Linked DNA regions of Homo sapiens: region 2 is linked to region 1. Evidence: chromatin loops called from intact Hi-C (ENCODE). Cell type or tissue: Panc1. All regions are shown on one strand. Links, peaks and the distances in the headings refer to the core of each region. The heading gives the core; the rest is flanking DNA. Region 1 overlaps PITPNM2 (phosphatidylinositol transfer protein membrane associated 2). Region 2 overlaps PITPNM2 (phosphatidylinositol transfer protein membrane associated 2).

The links. Hi-C counts contacts between places; a loop is a spot of excess contacts. Peaks named below come from ENCODE experiments on the same cell type or tissue, not always from the same donor. Only the 100,000 strongest peaks of a DNase experiment are listed, where the experiment ranks them.
Region 2: a loop joins it to region 1, with 2.9 times the contacts of the local background. A loop is called at or near these places in 62 of 110 quality-filtered maps.

The regions. Positions count from the first base shown.
Region 1 is chr12:122,983,120-122,987,367 of GRCh38, forward strand. PITPNM2 (phosphatidylinositol transfer protein membrane associated 2) reads right to left here. Exons shown (of 26, transcript NM_020845.3): 23 at 4,162-4,248; 24 at 3,527-3,710; 25 at 3,317-3,445; 26 at 361-3,231. The coding sequence ends at 2,908. Among named protein-coding and RNA genes, the nearest start is that of ARL6IP4, 4.6 kb to the left of the region's middle. In Panc1, for the core only: no CTCF peak of the experiment used is centred there; no DNase peak of the experiment used is centred there; H3K27ac peaks cover 653 bases.
Region 2 is chr12:123,140,095-123,144,591 of GRCh38, forward strand. The region is part of intron 1 of PITPNM2 (phosphatidylinositol transfer protein membrane associated 2); the gene reads right to left. Among named protein-coding and RNA genes, the nearest start is that of PITPNM2, 8.7 kb to the right of the region's middle. In Panc1, for the core only: no CTCF peak of the experiment used is centred there; a DNase peak (open chromatin) is centred at 2,077; H3K4me3 peaks cover 1,024 bases; H3K27ac peaks cover 3,883 bases.

The sequences.
Region 1 (4,248 bases), core at 6-4,005:
TGGCTCTGAAATGCCATGCACTCAGGCATGGAGAGAGTCGGCTTCCCCTGCCATGTTCATTCCACAGATCGCAGCAGTGCAGAGCCAGGTGCTGGGGCTGGGTGGCCTGTGTGGCAGGTCTGGCTCTCACTGCCCAGCTGTGTCTTCCACTCTGAGGCAGGGAGGCTCACAGCACCCGTTTCACTGAGGTCTGTGAGGGCAAACTGAGTTCCATCCCAGGAAGGAGCTAGAAGCAGGCTAGGCCTAGAGTCAGCCCCGCACTCACGTGTTGGCGTCACTGTGAGTGTCACTAGCATTACTGTTCCATGCCCCCATCCCACCATGCCCCACGGTCGCCACTGCAGTAAAGAGATCCAGAAGGAAGCCTTCCCGCTTCTTTAATTGGTGTAACAGACATGACGTTGTATACAGAGCACACTCAGGCCCAATGATGCGGGGACAGCAGGGACGGATGGGGAGATGGGGACACTGCTCACACATGGCCCAGAGAAACAGACGGCACACGGACAGACCAGACGGGAGGGGCTGAGACGTGAAGGCTGTGATGGGGTGGGCAGTGGGACTCAGACCGAGCCAGGGAGGGGTGGGGGGTCTCTGCTGAATCCCTCTTTAGAAATCAAAGAGAAGGCAGGTGGTGGGGCGTGGGGGTGTGGTGGGAGTGGGACTAAGGCTTCTATTCTAACAGGCCTGGGGGGTGGCAGTCAGCAAGGCCTGCCTCACCCTTTGGTTATGACTGGTCAGGCCTGAGCCCTGCAGCTCAGCACCCAACTCTGTAAACATTTTTGGTATTTTTAAAGGACGCTGCCCTCCCTCTCTTAGTTTCAGAAAGACTGGTACTTCCTCAAGAGGAGAATGTGCCAAAAGGAATCTGAAGGGAGGTGGAAAGCAGACCTGGATACAGAAGAGACTTCCCATGGGGGGGCAGGCTGCCCACCTTGCCATCTATGGCTGAGGGCCGCTGGGAGAGCCCCAGGGGACTATTGCTGTTGTCCTTGGCATGGCTGGCGGCTGGGCAGGCAGGCGGGGAGTGAGGAGCCGTGGGGGAGCTGCCCCCCTGGGGAGAGGCTGAGCCCACTGCCCACAGGGCCTCCCGGCCTTTATTGCAGGAGGGCCCGAGACTCTTCCAGGTGCTTCTCTGGATGGCTGGTCTCCCAGGCAGCAGGCAAGACAGGATAAGGTGGGGCCAAGAGAGGAGGAGGCACTGGCCACAGGGCCCCTGACAGGGGCTGTGATTGTCGGGCCAAGCAACTTCCTGCTGGGAGCAGGGGGGTCAGATATTGCACTTTCACTGCAACAGTTACATGAAAACTTGGTCCATAAAATAATCGTTGCTTTATACATAATGCCTGAAACAACAAAAAGCTACATCTTAAATATGAATAAACCCTGAAGGTTCCATCCCTCCAGACTTTTTTCTCTGCACAAAATAAATAGCTTTCACTCTGTATAGACCCACTTTTGCAGAACATTTACACGACCCTTTGGCTGTACATATCTACACACGGGAAAAAGTTAACATCACTCTGTGCACCTCCCCAGCCCGGTCCATGCGTCCCAACACCAGACCCAGGTCGGCCGTAGCTTCTCGGGGACAGAGCCTGGTCGCTGGACAAAGGCCGAGGCCAGGCAGGCTCTCCCACTTCCGGGAAAGCCGAGGAGCAGCAGAGGGGCCGCCGGAGCTGGCCGTTGAGCGCCACAGCCAAGGTCACGCTTGGTGCTGGGGAGAGAGGGCAGACGGTCAGACCCAGCGTGCAGGACAGCATGGTCCTTGTTCAGGCGAGAAATGAAGTCATGGCTGCCTGCCCTGAAGCTGACAAAGCAAGTTGTGGCTTCTTAGATTCGGCATGAAAACGGAATTGGCATTAAAAAAACCGAAGTGTGTGCCCCACCCACCCCAGAGTAGAAATTCAGTGGGATTGCCGGGGCCAGGTGAGGCAAGGAGCCCATGCCTCGCTAAGTGGGCAGGAGCAGGGCCCACGGGACCCAGAACCAGGCTGGACTCCGTCACAGTGCTGGGTGTTTTCAGTGTGGAGGGGCTGCTCTCAGTACTGAAAGAGTTAAGAAAAGGAAGCAGCCAAGGATTGCTCGTTTAAAAAAACCTCATAGAAATCAGATTGAGAAGTAGAAAGGCGTAGAAACGTGGGCGGGCGGCCTTGACTGATGGCAGGGAGCGGAAGAGGCGGCCAGGCCCGTCCAGCCCGTGGCCTGAGGCTGGAAACAACACTGGCCTGGGCTCCAGGCGGGGCAGGCAGACAGGTGGGCAGGGTCCGGGGTGCAGAAATTAAGATACAGCCTTTCTCTCCTGCTTGCACGAGGCTCTGCCGCACTGGAGCCTTCAGTGTGGTTGTAGGTCCTGGGTCAGCAGGTACTGAGTTTCATGCATGTCAACGGGGCTGTAGCCATAGGAGGTGGTAATGGGTCTCCGCTCTCAAAAATCAGTGCAAAACCAGTGAGGTTGAACAGTTGAGAAACTCGAGTTAACAAGATGCAGGCTGGACCCCTGTTGGAGCTGCTACCAAATGGGAGGGGACCTGGGAGTGAGGGTGGCCAGTGGATGGGGAGGTGGCAGGCTGCGCCTGGGCCCACACCTGGCACCAGGACACTTGGAGATCCACACAGGGCAAAATGTCTGGGAGAACCTCCCGGGCCAGTCTGAGTGGGAGGTTCTGGTCCCTCTGCCATCCTGGGGCTGGTGGTCCCTGCCAGCTTCCATGACAAGCCGGACCCGTCAGGCCCGAGGACGTGAGGCAGGGCAGGGAGCACTGTGTGGTGCGGCCCGTGTCCTCCACAAGGCCCTGGGACAATCTCCCAGGCCCACGTCAGTGCGTGTGCCCAGGCCAGGCCTCCTGGCGGGGCTGGCCACCCTGGCCTAGCACCATGGAGACCCCGCGCTGCACTCACGGTGCCCTACTTGGGGCCCGCGGCTGCCCCCGGCTCCAGGCGGCCAGTCATGGCGCGGCCCCAGCAGCCGGCCGCCACACTCATGCTGCGCTGGCCCCGCTGCTCGCCATCCGCCTGGCTCTGTGTCCGCTCGTGCCGGTGGCTGGGCCCGCTGGGCTGGGCCGAGATGGTGCGAAGCAGGTGGTTCCGGGAGCGCAGAAAGTCGCCCTGGCCGGGCAGGCCGAAGCTGCCCTTGCGCAGCGCCATGCGGGTGGCCGTGTTGCGAGCGGGCCGCGCCCGGTGGCTGTACTTCAGCTGCGCCAGGTGGGCCGCGTAGCCATCCGTGATGAACTGCGGGGTCAGTGAGGACGGCTGTCACAGGCTGGGGCTCCCCGAGCTGCCCGCCTGCACCCGCCCCCACAATGCGCCCACTCACCTGGCACTGCTGCTGCAGCTTCTTGGTGGGCCGGCCCACGATGTAGATCTGCATGGGGGACAGGCTAATGGCGCTGTACACCGCCACGTCCTTGGTGGAGCCATAGGCCGCGTGCACGCGCAGGTGCAGCTGTGGGGAGACTGGCATGGGCACAGGCACCATGGTCCCTCTGCCCCCACCCCTGCCCTGCCCCATCCTCCCGGGCCCCACCTCGGAGATGAGCAGCTTCAGGAAGTTGGCCTTGTGCCGCAGCGGGTCATGCACCAGGCCGTCACAGAAGGACACCACGCCATGGGGGAAGTTGTGCTGGGCCAGCCACGCCACCACCCGCTGCTTCTGCATGTCGGGCCGGCCCGTCACGTAGATGATGAGGTAGCCCAGGTCCTGCCAGTGCCTGGGGGTGAGGTGTCGTCTCATGGTCACCCCTTCCTCCCTCCTGGGCCTCCCTGTCTCCTGCCCAGCCAGGGCCCACTTGGGCCATTGGAAAGCACATCTCTGATTGAGCTCAGACAGTAACGACGACAATGGTTGACAATGACGTGCTGCAGCAGGCCCTTGGGTGCCCGCACTGGGCGGCAGATGCCCCTGCTGCTGTGTCCCTGGCTTACCAGCCTCACCTTCCAGATGCGGGAATTGAAAGCCGACATTGAGAAGTGACATCGCTTGCCCAAGGTGACACGGCTAATAATTGGGGGTGCTGGGCTCTGAACTGAGGTCCTTAAGGCCCAGTGCCCGAGCCAGGCGTCCCCCACAGAGGCTCCGCTGTCCTCCTCCACCTGGCTGGTGGGAGCCCCTGAGCCCACCCACCTTGCTACAGCCCCTTTGTGCCCCTCTGGGCCACTCACCGCACCACGTCCACGGCCCCGGCCCGCACCTTGGGGTCGCTGCCCATGATGGACACGCTAGCGGCAAAGGAACCGTCGATGCTGAAG
Region 2 (4,497 bases), core at 299-4,298, 160 kb after region 1:
GAAGTTCAAGGGATGTGTCTCTATCTAGATCAAGAACCAGGTTCAGCTGCTCTGAACATGCCCCCTTAGGCCCCCGGGGAACGCAGGCCCTATAACTCCTGCTAAGGGGACCTGAGTCAGAGGTTCCCACACTGGGACCACCTGCATCACCTCTTAATCCTCTTAGCCCAGTGGCCACAGGCCCTTCTGCTCCTTCAGCCCAGAACAGCCCAGAGACAGCAAGGAAAGTGGGCACCCCCAGAGGACACAGCCACCAGTTCCAGCCTCCTCCTCCCCAACCTGGCTTCCTGTTGCCCTATTCATGAGGTCAGCTCTGGGCCCCTGCTCCTTCTTTAATGAGTCAGAGAACAAGGAAAAGAGCAAAAATGAGCAGGCTCAGGGAAAGATGGAGACTAAGCTGGCTCTGGCTGGAGGTGAGCGAGGCCCCTCCTCCAGGACAAGCCGCTAGGAACTGTGCTCTTTTTAAAAAAATCCCCTGCCCCACCCCCTAACAGAAAGGAGGCCATAAACAGGGATCTGCTTGACCAGCTGTCACCCAGCCAGTCTGAACGTTGTTCTCCCTTAAAGGGAGAAAAAGGCACTGACTCTCAAGTAAGACTCCTAAACCCCCCAGGACCACACCCCAGAGGCCTAGCTAGACCCCACTCCTGCTCTCTAACCTCCAGCCTACAGGTGCATGGCTGGACAACTTCACAAGTAGGTCCAAATTTGGCCTCAAAGTCACATAGACAGATGTGATCCCAGAGCATGTAATCCTGTCTTGGTGAATCTGCTCTAAGTCCATGCATCCCTTTGGCCTCTTTGAAAAGGAAAAGCTACAGAACAAACAGAAGAGGAATTCTGTTTTCCTCTTGGAAAAAAGAAAAGGGAAAAAAAAAAACCCCATACAAACCCAAATTGAAAGGTACTTTGTACTGCTTAGACTCAACTAGATCAGGAAATACTGATGGATTTTTTAAAACAACAGCACAGGCTGTGTAACAGAACATGACCAAACACAAGCATGAACATGAGGGATCAGGTCTAGAGTCCAGCCAGCAGTTAACTCCCTGTGTGGTGAGGCCTAAGTCATGACATCTCTGAGTCTTAGGGTCCCCATCTGTGAGACACAAAAAATGAAAGCACTGAGGGCCATACCATGACTTCTCTGAGCCTCAGTTTCCTCACCTGTAAAATGGGCACAGCAACATTTGTGAGAGTCCTGTGAAGCACAATGGGCAGAAGTATGCCATGCACTGCGGTGTCTTAGACAAAAGGTGGGTAAGCGGGAAAGGCCCCTCCCCTCTGCACCTCCAGCCACTGCCTCTGCAAGAACAATCCACAGACGCTGGATCACTACCATGCCACTGGGCCTGGCACCAGCAACTCAAACACAAATAGCTAAGATCCCCCCAGCCTGAGAAGCAGCTGGGATACGCCAGGGATGCCTCTGGTTTGGAGGCTTCCCTGGAGAAAGAAGAGCAGCCGTCTCCTGGAGAGGGAAGAGCAGCCGTCTCCTGGAGCAGGAATCTTAAGCACCAGAAAAGCCCATAACACAGAGTCGACGAGGCTGGGTATGGTATAGGAGCCACTGGCCTGAACCCTGCAAGCACCAGTCCTGCAGCTCCCAGGCCACCAAGACAAACCTGAGTGAGCTGCACGTCCCAGATTTTATGAGCCGGCCTCCAGCTCACTAGCTGTGTCCTTGAGTCTTAATCCCGCTCCACTGCCAACACCCCACACCCAGCCCTGTGATCTCAGGGTTTCAGGGAAATGGAAAGTCATTCCCCTTTGTGGAAAGGTCAAACCCTTGGACTCGGTTTTTTCCAGTGCTCCTTCTGGCTCTCCTATTTGTTTGATTCTAAATTCCTTTATCCCCCCTGCTGGAAAGTCAGACAGAACATTCCTCAGGAAAGAGAACTTTTAGTGGGGGTGTGGTGGGGAGGAATAATTGAAGTAAAATGAAAAATGGGTGAAATCAGGTACTATAAAATCTTGGTATTCAAAGAGTGCACGACAAATTGCACCGGTCAGCAGTCACTACCGTGAACTCACAATGCTCTGGTGAGTCACCCAAGGCTGGGAACTGAAGTCAAACTAATACTCTCTATCACAGTACAGGACAGGAGCTCAGCTGCATACTAATGGCAAGAATCCGCTAAATGCATCCCTTGCTACTCCCAGCAGCAAATGCATAAGCTATTTCACACTCAAATATAAATTAGTGAGCTATTTTCCTTGCTGGGTTAATACAAATCGTGCTCTGGACCAATTAAGTAAGCCACTTCAAAACTTTGCTTCAGCGTATTGGAAAATGTCCCGCTTAGGGGAAGAATGAAGTCTCGAGTGATGCATGCCCAACTGATGGCGAAATAGGTGAGAGTGCTTTCAGAATTCTTGAGGATTTTGTTATTAATGGTGTTTTAGTGTTGGGTTCTTAAACACATCAAACAAATTTCCTTTAAACTAGTAGTTCCTGACTGCCATGGGGAAGGCTGCAGGCCTCCCACCTCCCAGATGGTTCAACCACAATAAACGTTTGGCCTGTCAGATGCACAACACTGATGAACTAATTGAAATATGCTGCAACAAGCAAACCCAAAATAAATGTAAAATAATTGTTTCCTTACACGATAACCCGCTGAAGTGCCTCCACGTCTGGCCACCCCTGCTGATTGAATGTTCCCCCTGCTCCGTGAGCCTCACTTATGTGTGGTTTTCAAAGGATTTAAATGCTTTTTTCCAGTGTGATTACCCACATGGGAAAAATTCTAATTGCAAAAAATGTTGAGTTTTTCTCCCTCTTATGAAAAAAAAAAAAAAGCAAGTGAAAAGTCAACTGTTATAAAGTACCAAGGAAAGCACTTAAATGGGCCCTTCAGTGTGAGAGGAAGAATGTCCTCCTGTTCTCCAGAGCACCGTCGCCAAGCCAGTGTTAAGCACGCATCCACACCTGTGGGGAAGCCCTGCCTCTCAGACAACCTCACGCCACTGATGAAAGCTGGGAATAGCCACCTATTTCTACCCTGACACACCCATCCCTATCCCCCTCCCCCCTCCCTCGATCCCTCCCTCCAAGGGGCTGTCTAGAGAGACAGCAGAGGGTGGAGCCAGCAGCACCCATAACAAGCTCTCCCACTGGCTCACCACCTCATGCAGGACACTGGTGCCCAGTGAGCCCTCCCTAGGGGGCTGGGAAGCCCAAGGGCCTGATTCTAATCCCAGGAGGACAACAGAAGCAAAGTGCACAGCCCTGCTCCACAGCACAGCCTGTGAGTCAGACTTGGAAGGGAAGCCCCCCAGCTGCCAAAAGAGAAAATTCAGGCCCTCCCCAGGAGCCACCTCTCAAAAGGGGAAATAAACAGCTCTGCAGAGGAGAAACAGTAATAATCCGTATGACGTACGTACGAACTCTTAAGAGGGCACACAACAGGCAAAAGACTTGGGAAAGCTTCCTCTGAGAGAGCCCAGGCATAAGAAGGCCACAATTTGAGGCATGGGGGCCCCAGGAACCCCCCATCTTGGCCTGAAACACCTCCGTAAGAGGATTATTCCTTTGGGAGAAGGATTGGTCTCAGCTCCTAAGAAAGGCCAAGTCTATTGCAGGGCTGCCGCCAGAACCCACTGCATGAAAGTACAGGGTCCCTCCTACCTGTAGACTTGAGCAGAGAGAGATGGGCACCATTCTGCTGGCAGCAGCCCTTCTAGAAGAAGCTACAGCAGGGCTGAGGGAGGACAGCTTGTCTTTCTGTAGCACCTAAGACAAGCAAACACAAGAATCTGCCCACAGCCTCATCCCGCAGCTCCAGTCTTCATCCATTAAGTACCATCAGCATTGTGAGGTGCCCTGAGCTAGGCTGGATACACCGTGGGGGCTGACATGATGCCAAAGGTGGCAGATCCTCACTATCCATGGATTCCATATTTGTGAATTACCCTAGTCACTAAAATTTATCTGTAACCCCAAAATCAATGCTCATGGTGCTTTCAAATTCATTTTCAAATTTGTGCAAATTGGCAAAAAATTTGAGTTGCCTGATGGCACATTCCCTGCTGAGGTTGAACGAGGGGACATCCTCTATCTTCCCATCTCAGCTCTCCTAATGGAAACACGTGTCCTTTTTGTGGTCTGTGCAGTGCCACATTTTTGGCACTTGTGTGCTTTGTGTTGGTGATTTTGCTGTTTGGAATGGCCCCCAATCACAGTGCTGAGGTGCAGTCTAGTTCTTGGGTGCAAGATGATTATGATGTGCAGAGAAAATCTCTTGTGTTAGAGAAGCTTCATTCAGACATGAGTCACAGTGTTGATGGCCAGGAGTTTAATGTTAATGAATCAATGATACATATTAAATAGGGTGTCTTTTTTGTTGTTGTTTTGAGACAGAGTCTCACTCTGTCGCCAGGCCAGAGTGCAGGGGCACGATCTCGGCTCACTGCAACCTCCACCTCCTGGGTTCAAGCAATTCTCCTGCCTTAGCCTCCTGAGTAGCTGGGATTACAGATGGACACCACCAAACC